Linked DNA regions of Homo sapiens: all the other regions are linked to region 1. A link is a contact called in ENCODE Hi-C or POLR2A ChIA-PET data. All regions are on one chromosome and are shown on one strand. The core of a region is the stretch at or near the end of the contact, and the rest is flanking DNA. Distances in the headings are between cores, read along the strand shown. Region 1 overlaps FCHO1 (FCH and mu domain containing endocytic adaptor 1). Region 2 holds the start of ANKLE1 (ankyrin repeat and LEM domain containing 1). Region 3 overlaps PLVAP (plasmalemma vesicle associated protein). Region 4 holds the start of PGLS-DT (PGLS divergent transcript).

The links. Hi-C counts contacts between places; a loop is a spot of excess contacts on that map. ChIA-PET counts read pairs that join two places held with the same protein, here RNA polymerase II (POLR2A). Pooled maps may share reads with other maps.
Region 2: a loop to region 1 is called in a pooled map, with 2.4 times the contacts of the local background. The contact joins the promoter of ANKLE1 here to the enhancer-like site in region 1. A Hi-C loop is called at or near these places in 1 of 168 maps with a recorded cell type or tissue (mammary epithelial cell) and 2 of 50 pooled maps. POLR2A ChIA-PET finds 5 or more read pairs at or near these places in 2 of 52 experiments (HCT116 and T-cell).
Region 3: a loop to region 1 is called in a pooled map, with 7 times the contacts of the local background. The contact joins two enhancer-like sites. A Hi-C loop is called at or near these places in 2 of 50 pooled maps. POLR2A ChIA-PET finds 5 or more read pairs at or near these places in 3 of 52 experiments (A673, MCF 10A and activated B cell).
Region 4: a loop to region 1 is called in a map of PC-3, with 6 times the contacts of the local background. The contact joins the promoter of PGLS-DT here to the enhancer-like site in region 1. A Hi-C loop is called at or near these places in 2 of 168 maps with a recorded cell type or tissue (HCT116 and PC-3), 8 of 37 single-sample maps with no recorded cell type and 6 of 50 pooled maps. POLR2A ChIA-PET finds 5 or more read pairs at or near these places in 7 of 52 experiments (GM10248, GM12878, PC-9 and 4 more).

The regions. Positions count from the first base shown.
Region 1 is chr19:17,774,997-17,778,172 of GRCh38, reverse strand. It overlaps FCHO1 (FCH and mu domain containing endocytic adaptor 1), which reads right to left. Exons shown (of 29, transcript NM_015122.3): 14 at 3,093-3,117; 15 at 2,660-2,717; 16 at 2,012-2,190; 17 at 1,902-1,926; 18 at 1,487-1,538; 19 at 1-36. Among named protein-coding and RNA genes, the nearest start is that of B3GNT3, 19 kb to the left of the region's middle. RefSeq lists an enhancer at 1,407-1,746. Within about 2 kb of position 1,497, at least 3 of the 41 ENCODE cell types and tissues checked have a DNase peak (open chromatin) inside an H3K27ac peak, as active enhancers do; they include GM12878, where a contact is called at or near this core.
Region 2 is chr19:17,280,258-17,283,433 of GRCh38, reverse strand. ANKLE1 (ankyrin repeat and LEM domain containing 1) reads right to left here and starts at 1,533. Exons shown (of 9, transcript NM_152363.6): 1 at 1,452-1,533; 2 at 1,225-1,377; 3 at 673-778; 4 at 432-570; 5 at 1-209. The coding sequence starts at 1,513. RefSeq lists silencers at 1,522-1,611, 1,622-1,671.
Region 3 is chr19:17,368,877-17,372,052 of GRCh38, reverse strand. The region is part of intron 1 of PLVAP (plasmalemma vesicle associated protein); the gene reads left to right. Among named protein-coding and RNA genes, the nearest start is that of PLVAP, 6.9 kb to the left of the region's middle. Within about 2 kb of position 1,697, at least 6 of the 41 ENCODE cell types and tissues checked have a DNase peak (open chromatin) inside an H3K27ac peak, as active enhancers do.
Region 4 is chr19:17,510,354-17,513,529 of GRCh38, reverse strand. It overlaps PGLS-DT (PGLS divergent transcript), which reads left to right and starts at 1,641. Exons shown (of 3, transcript NR_147835.1): 1 at 1,641-2,187. It overlaps PGLS (6-phosphogluconolactonase), which reads right to left and starts at 1,881. Exons shown (of 5, transcript NM_012088.3): 1 at 1,570-1,881. The coding sequence starts at 1,857. RefSeq lists enhancers at 408-1,063, 894-1,153, 1,116-1,410, 1,904-2,153, 1,721-2,377 and 1 more and silencers at 1,116-1,410, 1,654-1,703, 1,714-1,843.

The DNA of each region.
Region 1 (3,176 bases), core at 248-2,747:
GACACCTGCTCCTCTGACTGCAATCTCTCTGCACAGCTAGAGAGGGTGAGGCCAAGAGGGCTGCTTCTATTTTTCCCAAGCCTCATCCCACCCTGGGGCCTTTGCACATGCTGTTCCCAGTCTTTTTTTTTTTTGAGACGGAGTCTTGCTCTGTCGGCCAGGCTGCAGTGCAGTGGCACGATCTCAGCTTGCTGCAACCTCCGCTTCCTGCGTTCAAGCGATTCTCCTGCCTCAGCCTCCAGAGTAGCTGGGATTACAGGCACCTGCCACCATGCCCGGCTAATTTTTGTATTTTTAGCAGAGACGGGGTTTTACCATGCTGGCCAGCCTGATCCCAAACTCCTGACCTCAAGTGATCTGGCTGCTTTGGCCAGTGCTGGGATTGCAGGTGTGAGCCACTGTGTGCAGCCTGTTCCCAGTCTGGAGTTCCATTTCCCCAGCTCTCTTCACAGTCACCTCCTAGCTCCTCTTTGGGGCTTAGCTCCAAGTCACCCCCTCAGGGAGGTTCCCAACCCCACCTCAAGGGAAGTCACCTCCTCCTGTCTTCGCGTCATCTGCTTTAGTTTCTTCGTAGCACTTAGAAGTATCGAATATGCTCTAACTTATTTGCTTTTTTTTTTTTTTTTTTTTTTTTTTTGAGACGGAGTTTCCTCTTGCTGCCCAGGCTGGAATGCAATGGCACAACAGTGGCTTACTGCAAGCTCCGCCTCCCAGGTTCAAGCGATTCTCCTGCCTCACCCTCTCGAATAGCTGGGATTACAGGCATGTGCCACCATGCCTGGCTAATGCTGTATTTTTAGTAGAGATGGGGTTTCTTTATGTTGGTCAGGCTGGTCTCGAACTCTCGACCTCAGGTGATCCGCCTGCCTTGGCCTCCCAAAGTGCTGGAATTACAGGCGTGAGCCGCCACGCCTGGCCCTATTTGCTATTCTTAAAATCTGGAGTCACTAGAATGTGACTCTGAGAAGGGAGACCTGTCTCAGAACCCAGACCCTAGAACAGCACAGGTACACAGCAGGCACTCAATAAATGTTCATCAAATGAATGACTAAATGGTCCCTCAAAAGCCAGCATGGGCCAGGCACAAGGGCTCATGCCTGTAATCCCAGCACTTTGGCAAGCCGAGGTGGGCAGATCACTTGAGGTCAGGAGTTCGAGACCAGCCGGGCCAACATGGTGAAACCCTGTCTCTACTAAAAATACAAAAGTTAGCTGGGCGTGGTGGTGGGTGCCTGTAATCTCAGCTACTTAGGAGGCTGAGGCATGAAAATCGCTTGAACTCAGGAGGTGGAGGTTGCAGTGAGCTGAAATCGCACTCCAGCCTGGGTGACAGAGTGAGACTCTGTCTCAAAACAAAAACAAAAACAAAAAAACCCCAGCATGACGTCAACTCCCAGCCGGGACAAGAGAACACCAGGCGGAGACATGGGGAGGTGGAGGGAGGAGGTGGGGACAGCCCCCACCTGCCCACTCGTGTGGAACCCACCTGCTGGTTCTGGGGGCAGACCGAGGTCTCTGGGGTTTCCCAGCAGCGTCCCCTACAAGAGATGCACCTCCTTCAGCCTTCTTGTCACCCTGCCTGCAATGCTCCCCACTCCACAGACCAAGGGACCGAGGCTCGGGGGTGTCCAGCCAGTTGCCCAAGGTGATCAGCAAATCAGGCAGACATGGATTCAAGCCTAAGCGAGCCTGTCTCCAGATGCTAGCTTCTCCTGGCCCCAGCTACCCCTTTCAGCTCTCACTTAATTTCATAATGACCTCATTTTACAGAAAAGGAGACTGAAGGTCAGTGTGGTTAAGCAGCCTGCCCAAAGTTACAAAACGGAGTTATGATTCAAGCCCAAACCCATAGCCTCCCTTCCTTAGGATCCTCCCCACTCTGAAGACCAAAGGCTACTCACGTGAAGAATGGCGTTTCATGGTGCCCTGTGGACAAAGTGGGCAACATCACACACGAATGCATCCAGCCAGCCTCTCTAGCAACACCCAGGGCACCCCTCCCACGCCTCACCCCTGGGCCAGGAGGAAGGATGAGGCTGCCCGCGGTGGCCCTGAGCTGTGCCGCTGCTGCCTCGGGGCTGCAGGCTGGAGCCCGGGCCGGGGCAGGCTTGATGTGCACATAGAACTTGCGGGGCTCTTCATCGTCGAAGTCGGAGTCGCTGGACGAGAAACGGGAGGGCTCGGCCGTGCGTGGGCTGCAGTCAAGGTCCAAGCCAATCCCAACACAAGCTTTCCCCCAGTCAGCTCTCCAATCCAGCCTCGTCCCTCCCTGCTCAAACCCTTCGAGGTCCTGCCCAATCCCATCGCTCACCACGCGCCACCTTCAGTCCTGACACCATGTCCCACCAGCACTCCCACCCCCCCCGAGAAGCCTTTGCACAAGCATGCCCAGAACTAACTGGCAAACTCCTATTCGGCTGCAAAACCCCAACACTGGTGCCCCCTCCTCCAGGAAGCCCTGCTAGATCTCCTTTTCTCTCTCCCTCTTGCCCAGTGCTGACCCCATAGAGTGGGTGTTTACATTTAGGTTGGCTTCATCCACAAAGGAGACTCTCTCCAGGATGTACACAGAGAGGACTGCTGAAGGTGGACTGGTTATTACGGAGAATTTTGTCCTTGCTGTGCCAACAACTGCCCCCAGGGGGTGCCAGAAGGATATTGTTCTGGGTCACATCAGGCCGGACAGTGAAACCTTCTTCATCCACCTCTGGACATGTCTAGGGGAGTCAGGGGGCAGCAGTGAGTCAGGCGCCCCACTATCGAACCTTCCATCTCACCCTGCCAACCGCCCCCCGCCCTGCCCCCAGGCCTTGACTCAGACCTCAAAACCAACCCTGATGGCAACGACTGTCTTCCCTGGGTGTGTGGGCAGGTTCCTGGGACAAACTGAGCTTCGGCAGGGACATTATTCACACCCACGTAGTCCATGGGACTTTGCAGCTGAGGTGGGATATGAACCCAGCCCCCAGGCTCCAGCCCGCCCCTCAATCTCGGCTCTTTAGTTTCCAGTAGGGATCGGGACTCTAGGAGCCAAGAGTGGGATCAAACTCCTTCCACTTGTAGCCCAGCCTGACCCCTCCCACATCACTCACCCCTGAATCGGGCTCCAGGAAATCTCTGGGGATGGAGGAAGAGATGTTGGTGTCAGCTTCCGCAGCCCATCTGGTGCCCCCTGT
Region 2 (3,176 bases), core at 284-2,783, 490 kb after region 1:
TGTGACGAAAGAGGCGTCTGAGCTGTAATCCCAGTGCCCTGGAGGGGACGCCGAGCTCCCATGTTTGTCCACAGTTTCAAGGGGAACAGGGAGGCTGGGGGGTCCTGGGTCAGCCTCCAAGCCAATGTCCCTGTTGTCACCTCTGCATGGCTGCTTTTGGAGTGCTATGGAGTCCAGCGTCTCATCGGTAGGTCCAGAGAGGCCTGGGGCTGCAGGTGAGAGTGGGGGCCAGAGAGGAGAGGAGGAGGGATGAGACAGCGATGAGAATAGGATCAAACAGAAAAAGGAGATCAGAGTGTCTGAGGCCGAAAGAGCTGGCCACAAATAGTGGATGTGAGACGGTCAGAACCAATGGGTGGGGTGGGGAAGACCCTGGATGTCAGGGACTGGTCCAGAAGTCAAGCCCCAGCAGCCCTGCAGGCCCTACTCACTGCCAGGTGCAGGCTCGGGCTCCTGAGTCTCTGCCCCGATCCGGGTCCGGGTCCTGGTCCGCGTGTCGAGATCCTGCAGGACTCGCGCGCACTCCAGGTGTCCCTGCTGCAGGGCCAGGTCCAGCGGCCGGAGTCCGTCCTACAGGGGCGCGGTCAGCAGGGGGCGCCCGAGGCCCTCTTACCTTCCTTCCCTCCCTCTGGGCTCACCCAGCCTTTCTTTGCCCGCGCAGTGCCTCCCAACCTGGTCGCGCAGCGCCGGGTCCGCTCCTTGGCTCAGCAGCAGCTCCAGGCCGCGGCGGCAGCCCCACGCGGCGGCCACATGCAGCGGCGTCAGTGCCTCGACAGATCTGGGGCGGCAGCGCAAGAGGGGTCATTGCGGACTCAGCCTCCCGGCAGGAACCCCGATCTCCGCTCTGGGGACCTGGAGCCTTCGTTCTCGGCCTCCCGGATCTCCGCCGTCCACCCTGGTACACTGCCCTTGGAACCTAGATGCTATGACCTCAGGCCAGGACCCAAACCTCTGCCGTCTGACCCTGGTGCCTCCACTCCAATATCCGAACCCTTGATCCCCACTTTGGTCCTAGCGCAGCCCCATTCCACGCCCTCGGTCTGGGACCCCAGCGCCTCCCTCGAGCCCTAGCCCCTGCCCTTGGACCCCCAAGTTCCCTCCCCAAGATCCCCTAAACCCCACCCTCGAGCCCCGAGGCCTGGCCCGGGATGATGGGGCGCCCCTTCCCGGATTCCCAGACTTCGGCTTGGGGAGACCCCGCCCCGGACCCAGGCTCTATCTTACCGAGCGTTGGGGTCCCCGCCTTGGCGCAGTAGGGCCCCGAGGCAACGCAGGCCGCGCGGGTGCCGGGCTCCGGCCGCCAAGTGCACAGCCGCTGCGCCGTCCTCTAGCACCAAATTAGGGTCCGCGCCGCAGCGCAGCAGCTCCTCTACTGCCCTGCAAACACCGCGGTCAGAGTGGACCCCGGCCAAAGACCCCCACTCCTGGCCCGCCCCCGGCCCCGCCCTCACCACGGCTCCTCCTCCCGCAGCGCATCCCGCAACCTGCGAGCCAGGCGGGCCTCCGAGCACATGCCCTGGCTGGGTCCGAAGCGCACCGCCTGGTCGGTCGATTTCCTACTTCCCGCGGGGGGCTTGTGGGCATGCGCCGCTCCTCCCCTCGGCTCGGGGGGCCCCTCTCCAGGGCCGAGCAGGGTTCCCAGCCAGGCTGCCCCGCGCCGCACGGGGGTCCACATCGGGGTTCGAGAGCTTTAGTGTCCTCAGGGGCCCTTGACACCCGGAGGCGCTCAAGCAGGGTCTGGGACCGCCGATAAGAGCCCGGGTGGGAGGATGCCACCGGGTGTGCCACTATCTCATTTAAAAACGGGAAACGCGAAGGCACCCGGCTCGAGTGGGTGGAGCTACGATTAAGAAAGTCCGGGGTGCCCCAGGTCATTAAGTCTCAGGGAATCTTCTTCAAGGGTGGCCTCTGGCAGGGAGCACGGCCTTATGAGAGGCTTAGGCCGGGCACGGTGGCTCACACCTGTAATCCCAGCACTTCGGGAGGCCCAGGCAGGAGGGTTGCTTGAGCTCTGGGGTTCGAGACCAGCCTGGGCAACTTGGATAAACCCAGTCCCTACAAAAAAATACAAAAAACTAGCCGGGCGTGGGTGGCTTGCACCTGTGGTCCCAGCTACTTGGGAGGCTGAGTTGGTAGAATCTCTTGAGCCCGGAAGTTCGAGGATGCAGTGAGCCATGATCACACCACTGCACTCCAGCCTGGGCAACAGAGCAAAACTCTGTCTCAGAAAATAAATAAATACATAAAATAGAGGCTTCAATTTCCAACCCCCAGGCCGAGGGCCCAGCTCACGCCTTTAAGCACAGTGCTTTGGGAGGCTGAGGAGAGAAGATCGTTTGAGCCTACTAGTTTGTTGTTGCTTTTCTTTTCTTTTAGTGAGTGCAGGAGTTTGAGACCAGCCTGGGCAACGGAGTGAGGCCCTATTTTTTTTTTTTTTTTTTTTTTTTTTTTTGAGCCGGATCTTACCCTGTCGCCCAGGCTGGAGTGCAGTGGCGCAATCTGGGCTCACTGCAACATTTGCCTCCCAGGTTCAAGCTATTCTGCCTCGGCCTCCCAAGTAGCTGGGATTACAGGCATGTGCCACCACTCTCGGCTAATTTTTGTATTTTTAGTAGAGATGGGGTTTCACCATGTTGTCCAGGCTGGTCTTGAGCTCCTGATCTCAGGTGATCCGCCCGCCTCGGCCTCCCAAAGTGCTAGGATTACAGGCGGAGACCTTGTCTTTGTTTTATTTATTTATTTATTTTTGAGACGGAGTTTTGCTCTTGTTGCCCAGGCTGGAGTGCAGTGGTGTGATCTCAGCTCACTGCAACCTCCTCCTCCAGGGTTCAACAGCTTCTCCTGCCTCAGCCTCCCCAGTAGCTGGGATTACAGGCATGCACCATCACGCCTAATTTTTTATTTTTAGTAAAGACGGGGTTTCACCATGTTGGTCAGGCTGGTCTCGAACTCCTGACCTTGTGATCCGCCCACCTCGGCCTCCCAAAGTGCTGAGATTACAGCCGTGAGCCACTGCGCCTGGCCAAGACCCCGTCTTTAAAAACAATTTTTAAAAAATTTCCAGTCCCCGTTCTGCGTTGCCCATTTTCAATCCAGCGGAACTAGGACTTCAGTATTTTGGAGGGCTGGACCTCTGAGAGTCTTAGTGTCCCATCTGCAAAATGTGAGAATCCTAA
Region 3 (3,176 bases), core at 448-2,947, 410 kb after region 1:
CTGGTCTCGAACTCCCAGCCTCAAGCAGTGTTCCCACCTCAGCCTCCTAATGACTAAGGCTTTTGAGAACAGAAGGCATTCCCCATGTCCCCCCAGGACATTCACCCAGGGCCAACTGCAAAAGGATGAAGGACAGAGAGTTGCAGAAAGACAAACTCTCCTGATTCTTCATGTCTTATTATATTTCTGCAGAGGGTTCTCTTCCAAAGTTTGAAAGGCATGGCTTTAGTTTGTTAAATTGTGAACACTTTCTTTAAAAACAGCTTTGCTGGCCAGGCGTGGTGGTTCACACCTGTAATCCCAACATTTTGGGAGGCCAAGGTGGGTGGATTGCTTGAGCTCAGCAGTTTAAGACCAGCCTGGGCAACATGGTGAGACCCCATCTCTATAAAAAATTAGCCAGGAGTGGTGGCACGTGCCTGTAATCCCAGCTACTTGAGAGACTGAGGTGGGAGGATTGCCCGAGCCTGGGGAGGCTGAGGCTGCAGTGAGCTGTGATCACACCACCACACTCCAGCCTGGGTGGCAGAGTGAGACCATGTCTCAAAAAAAATAAAATTAAATTAAAATAAAAATAGCTGGCCGGGCGTGGCAGCTCACGTCTGTAATTCCAGCACTTTGGGAAGTCAAGGCAGGAGACTGAGGCCAGTGGATCACTTGAGGTCAGGAGTTCGAAACCACCTGGCTAACATGGTGCAACCCCGTCTCTACTAAAATACAAAAATTAGCTGGTCATGGTGGTGCACCCCTGTATTCCCAGCTACTTGGGAGGCTGAGGCATGAGAATCACTTGAACCCAGGAAGTAGAGGTTGCAGTGAGCTGAGATCACACCGCTGCACTCTAGCCTGGGCCACAGAGCGAGACTCCATCTCAATAATAATAATAATAATAAATAATTTTTAAAAACAGCTTTATTGATATATAATTCATGTATTTTACAATCCACCTATTTAAAGTGTACAATTTGATGTTTTTGTTTGTTTGTTTGTTTGTTTTGAGATGGAGTCTCGCTCTGTCGCCCAGGCTGGAGTGCAGTGGCGCGATCTCAGCTCATTGCAAGCTCTGCCTCCCAGGTTCACGCCATTCTCCTGCCTCAGCCTCCCGAGTAGCTGGGACTACAGGCGCCCGCCACCACGCCTGGCTAATTTTTTGTATTTTTAGTAGAGATGGGGTTTCACCGTGTTAGCCAGGATGGTCTAGATCTCCTGACCTCGTGATCCGCCCGCCTCGGCCTCCCAAAGTGCTGAGATTACAGGCGTGAGCCACCGCGCCCAGCCAATTTGATGATTTTTTTGTAAATTCACAGAGTTGTACATTGATCACCACGATCCATTTTAGAACATTATTTTAGAACATTTTCACCTTCCCAAAAGAAAACCCACGTCCCCATCAGCAGTCACTTCCCATTCCCCTCCCCCAATCCCTGACAGCCACCAACCTGCTTCCTGTCTCTATGGATTTGCCTGTTCTGGGCATTTCATGTCAGTGGAATCTCACATTCTGTGGCCTTTTGTGTCCGGCTTCTCTCACTTAGGCATCATGTTTTTGGGGTTCACACACACTGCAACATGGATCAGTGCTTCCTTCCTTTTTATGGCTGAATCATGTTCTATGTATGGAAGGAACACATTTTGTGCGTTAATTCATCTGCTGACAGGCATTTGGGTTCTTTCCACCTTTGGCTACTGTGAATCGAGCGGCTGTGGACATTCCTGGCAAGTTGATGTGAGGATGTGTTTCCATTGCTCTGGGTATATGCTGAGAAGTAGAGTTTCTGGGTCACGTGGTAACTATGTTTAACATTTTGAGGAACTGCCAGACTTTCCCAAAGCCGTTGCAACATTGTACATTCTCACTAGTACTGTCTGAGAATTCTGATTTCCCCACATCCTCATCAACACCTGTTACTGTTCATTTTGGGGGTTTATGGGTTTTTAAAATAGCCACCCTCGTGGGTGTGTAGTGGTATCTCACTGTGGTCCTGATTTGCATTTCCGTAATGGCTAATGATTTTGAATATCTTTCTTTTTTTTTTTTTTTTTTTTTTTTTAGACAGACTCTCGCTCTGTCACCCAGGCTGGAGTGCAATGGTGTGATCGTGGCTCACTGCAACCTCCATCTCCCGGGTTCAAGCAATTCTTCTGCCTCAGCCTCCCAAGTAGCTGGGATTACAGGCACCTGCCACCAGGCCTGGCTAATTTTTTTGTATTTTTAGTAGAGATGGGGTTTCACCATGTTGGCCAGGCTGGTCTCGAATGCCCAACCTCAGGTGATCCACCTGTCTTGGCCTCCCAAAGTGCTGGGATTATAGGTGTGAGCCACCGCGCCCAGCCGATTTTGAATGTCTTTTGATATGCTCTTTGGCCATTTGCATATCTTATTTAATTTAATTTTAATTTTTCTTTTTTTTTTTTTTGGACATAGAGTCTCACTCTGTTCCCCAGGTTGGAGTGTGGTGGCACAATCTCATCTCACTGCAACCTCCGCCTCCCGGATTCAAGCGAGTCTCCTGGCTCAGACTCCCAAATAGCTGGGACTACAAGCATGCGCTTCCATGCCTGGCTAATTTTTGTATTTTTAGCAAAGATGGGGTTTCGCCATGTTGGCCAGGCTGGTGGTGGGCAGATCACTTGAGGTTAGGAGTTCGAGACCAGCCTGGCCAACATGGCGAAACCCTGTCTCTACTAAAAATACAAAAATTAGCCAGGTATGGTGGTGCACACCTGTAATCCCAGCTACTCGAGAGGCTGAGGCTGGGGAATCACTTGAACCCGGGAGACGGAGGTTACAGTGAGCCGAGATCGTGCCACTGCACTCCAGGCTGGGTGACAGAGCAAAAAACCCTGTCTCAAAAACAACAACAAAAAAAAAAACAAAAAAAGGTTTTTTTTAAAGACTGTTGTTTGCCTCATGAGATGGTGTTAGCATTTGTATTAATTTGCTAGGGCTTCCATGACAAGGTATTACAGACTGGGTGGTACCAAGATCAAAGTGTTAGCGGGGTTGGTTCCTTCTGAGGCTGTGAGGGAAGGATCTGTTCCAGGTTTTTGTTTGTTTGTTTGTTTTTTTGAGACGGAGTCTCGCTCTGTCACCCAGGCTGGACTGGAGTGCAGAGACGCGATCTCGGCTCACTGCAACCTCCGCCTCCCCGAGTTCAAGCAATTCTCTGCCTCAG
Region 4 (3,176 bases), core at 392-2,891, 260 kb after region 1:
TGCTTTTTTTTTTTTTTATCTTTAAGACAGTCTCACTCTGTCGCCCAGGGTGGAGTGTAATGGCATGATCTCGGTTCACTGATCATGCCTCACTCCTGCCTCAGCCTCCCGAGTAGCTGGGATTACAGGTGCGCACCACCACACCTGGCTAATTTTTGCATTTTTAGTAGAGACAGGTTTCACCATGTTGGTCAGGTTGGTCTCAAACTCCTGACCTCGTGATCCGCCCGCCTCAGCCTCCCAAAGTGCTGGGATTACAAGCGTGAGCCACCGCACCCAGCCAATTTTTGTATTTTTTTTTAGTAGAGACAGAGTTTTGCCATGTTGGCCAGGCTGGTCTCGAAATCCTGACCTCAGGTGATCTACTCACGTCGGCCTCCCAAAGTGCTGGGATTACACGCGTGAGCCACCGCACCCGGCCAAAACTTTTTAATGATGCTCTTGGAAAACACACACAGGAAGGCGGAAGTTAAATGTGTACCCAACTACGAAGTCAGATGAGGCAGGATCACACCCTGGCTGCCCCTCTGGTCACTAGATGCCTTGGGCAGGTAAGCTCACCTCTTCTGGCCTCAGTTTCTCCATCTGTGAAATGAGTGTAACATCTCATAGGCTGTGGTACGGACTCATGAATTGATGCATATAAAGCGTTCAGTAAGCCTTTTCTCTTAATAAAAAACCCACAAAACCATCATCAGCTCAAGATTCTATGCAAAGAGAAGACGGCACACCCAGCATGGGGTGTCCCTTGACGCTGCCAGACTCAAGTGACTTGAGGTTCCTGGCCTTTGAGCCCGCCCCTCCCACTCTTCCCTCGGCCAGGCCAAGGCTCCTCCAAGCCTCAGTTACCCTGTCTTTAAAAGAGCGCGCTCCTCTGATTCTATAGAATCCTGAGGCTCAAAGCCAAAGATGAACAGCCTGGAAGCAGAGCCATCAGAGCGGCAAAGCTGCCCAGGGATCCCCGAGAACTCGCTGGGGTTAGAGATCAGGACCCTGAGATTCAGGCTCTACACCTGATTCCTCGTGCCCCCGTCCGCTACGGGGCTGAGTTATGGGCATCGTTTGACATGGGCCACTCGGATTCCCTTCCAGGCCCTTGCCCGTGCCGTTCCCTCTGCCTGGCCACCGGATGAAGCAGGAAGACGGACTGCAAGTAGACCATTTCTAGCCCTGCCTAGATAAAGGCAGAGGGCGCAGTGAGGTCCTGCGGGACCCACTGTAGGCGGGGTTCAGGAGGCGGGCGAGCCCTGTCGGCTAGACCCCCAGCGGCCCCCGTAGTCGAGGTGCAGGCAGTGGGCGTGACCATCTCGGCATGACCCCCAGTGGCCCCCGTAGCCGAGGGCAACCGGTGGGCGCGGCCCTCTTGGCATGACCCCCAGCGACCCACGTAGCCGAGGTGCAGGCAGTGGGCACGGCCCTCTTGGCATGATACCCAGTGGCCCCCGTAGCCGAGGTGCAGACAGTGGGCGCGGCCCTTTCGGCATGGCCCCCGGCGGCCTCCGTAGCCGGGGTGTAGGCGGTGGCTGTGGCCCTCTCGGCGTGATCCCCGGCGGCCCCCGTAGCTCTCACCCGGTAGAGGCCGTACGTGCTCTCGGCGTGATCGAAGGGCACGAGGCGCTCGTCGCAGAAGCCCAGCGTCCAGCGCGCTAAGCTAGCTGGCCCGGCAGGGGCGACGGCGGCGGGTAGCTCGCGGGCTAGCATCGAGACGAGGCTCCCGCCCGACAGGCCGAGCGCGAAACGGGCGCGGGCCCCTGCCAGGCAGCATGCTGCGCGCTGGGCCACCAGCTGCGCTAGCGCCGCACCCAGCTCCTGGGAACTCGAGAACACCGAGATGAGGCCCGGGGCCGGCGCGGCCATGGCGAGGGCGGCGGCGGGGAGGAGGAAGCGCTCCCTACGGCCGTCGCTAGTACGCCTGCGCAAGGGCCGGCCCTGCCGCTTGGTTTCGAGTACTTTGGGTGATTGTCTTTGGCACATGCGCAGTGAGGCAAGTGAAGCACCGCGAAGGTCGGGCAGTCGGTCCGGCCCTACCCATTGAATCTTTGCCTGCTGTGCCTGAGTCGAAGTGAGTTCGGGAAGCCAGTGCCCGAATGCTCAACCTTGCTGTATCAGGGAGGGCCGGAGAGGGGAGCTCAAGAAGAGGACGTCCTATCGAGGTGGCAGGGATTTTCTGAAGGAGGGCGTATTTTGGTGAGTTTTAAAATTCCTGCACCGCCGGGCGCGGTGGCTGACGCCTGTAATCCCAACACTTTGGGAGGCCGAGGCGGGCGGATCACGAGGTCAGGAGATCGAGACCATCCTGGCTAACACGGTGAAACCCCGTCTCTACTGAAAACACAAAAAATTAACCGGGCGTAGTGGCGGGCGCCTGTAGTCCCAGCTACTCGGGAGGCTGAGGCAGGAGAATCGCTTGAACCGGGGTGGCGGAGGTTGCAGTGAGCCGAGATCGTGCCACTGCACCCCAGCTTGGGCGACAGAGCGAGGCTCCATCTCAAAAAAAAGTAGGGGATGAAAATATGCTTGTTGAATTTTTTTTTTTTTTTTTTTTACATTTTCCGGACGGACGGGCTCTTGCTATATGGTCTAGGCTGATCTTGAACCCCTGGGCTCAAGCGATCTTCCTGCCTCGGCCTCCCAAAGTGGTAGCATTCAGGCGAAAGCCACTGCGCCTGGCCATGCTTGTTGAATTTTTTAAGCTAACCCTCCTAGTGTGGTGGTGTGTCCCTCTGAGTGCCCAGAAAGGCCTCCAATCGAGTTCTTGCCTGGACAGAGGGCTGGAAGGGGAAGAAGGCCTGGTGGGCCTGGGGAGGCTGGGCCACTTCTGAGAGTGGGATATTTCAGTGATGTGTGTAAGCGCAGTTCAACTCACACAGGTAGTGGATTTTAAAATCAGTAGCAAATTAAGAAAACAATTCCATTTACCATAGCATCATAAAGTATAAAGTAGGCATAAATTTAATAAAAGAAGTACAAGACTGTACTTCTTGAGAGCTGTAGCTGGGCTTGGTGGCTCACAGCTGTAATCCCAGCACGTTGGGAAGCCAAGGCTGGACCCGGTGGCAGCTGCCTGTGGTCCCAGCTACTTGGGAGGCTGTGGTGGGAGGATCACTTGAGCCCAGGAGACTAAGGCTGCAGTGAGCTGTGTTCCTGCCATTCCACTCCAGCCTGGGCAATAGAGT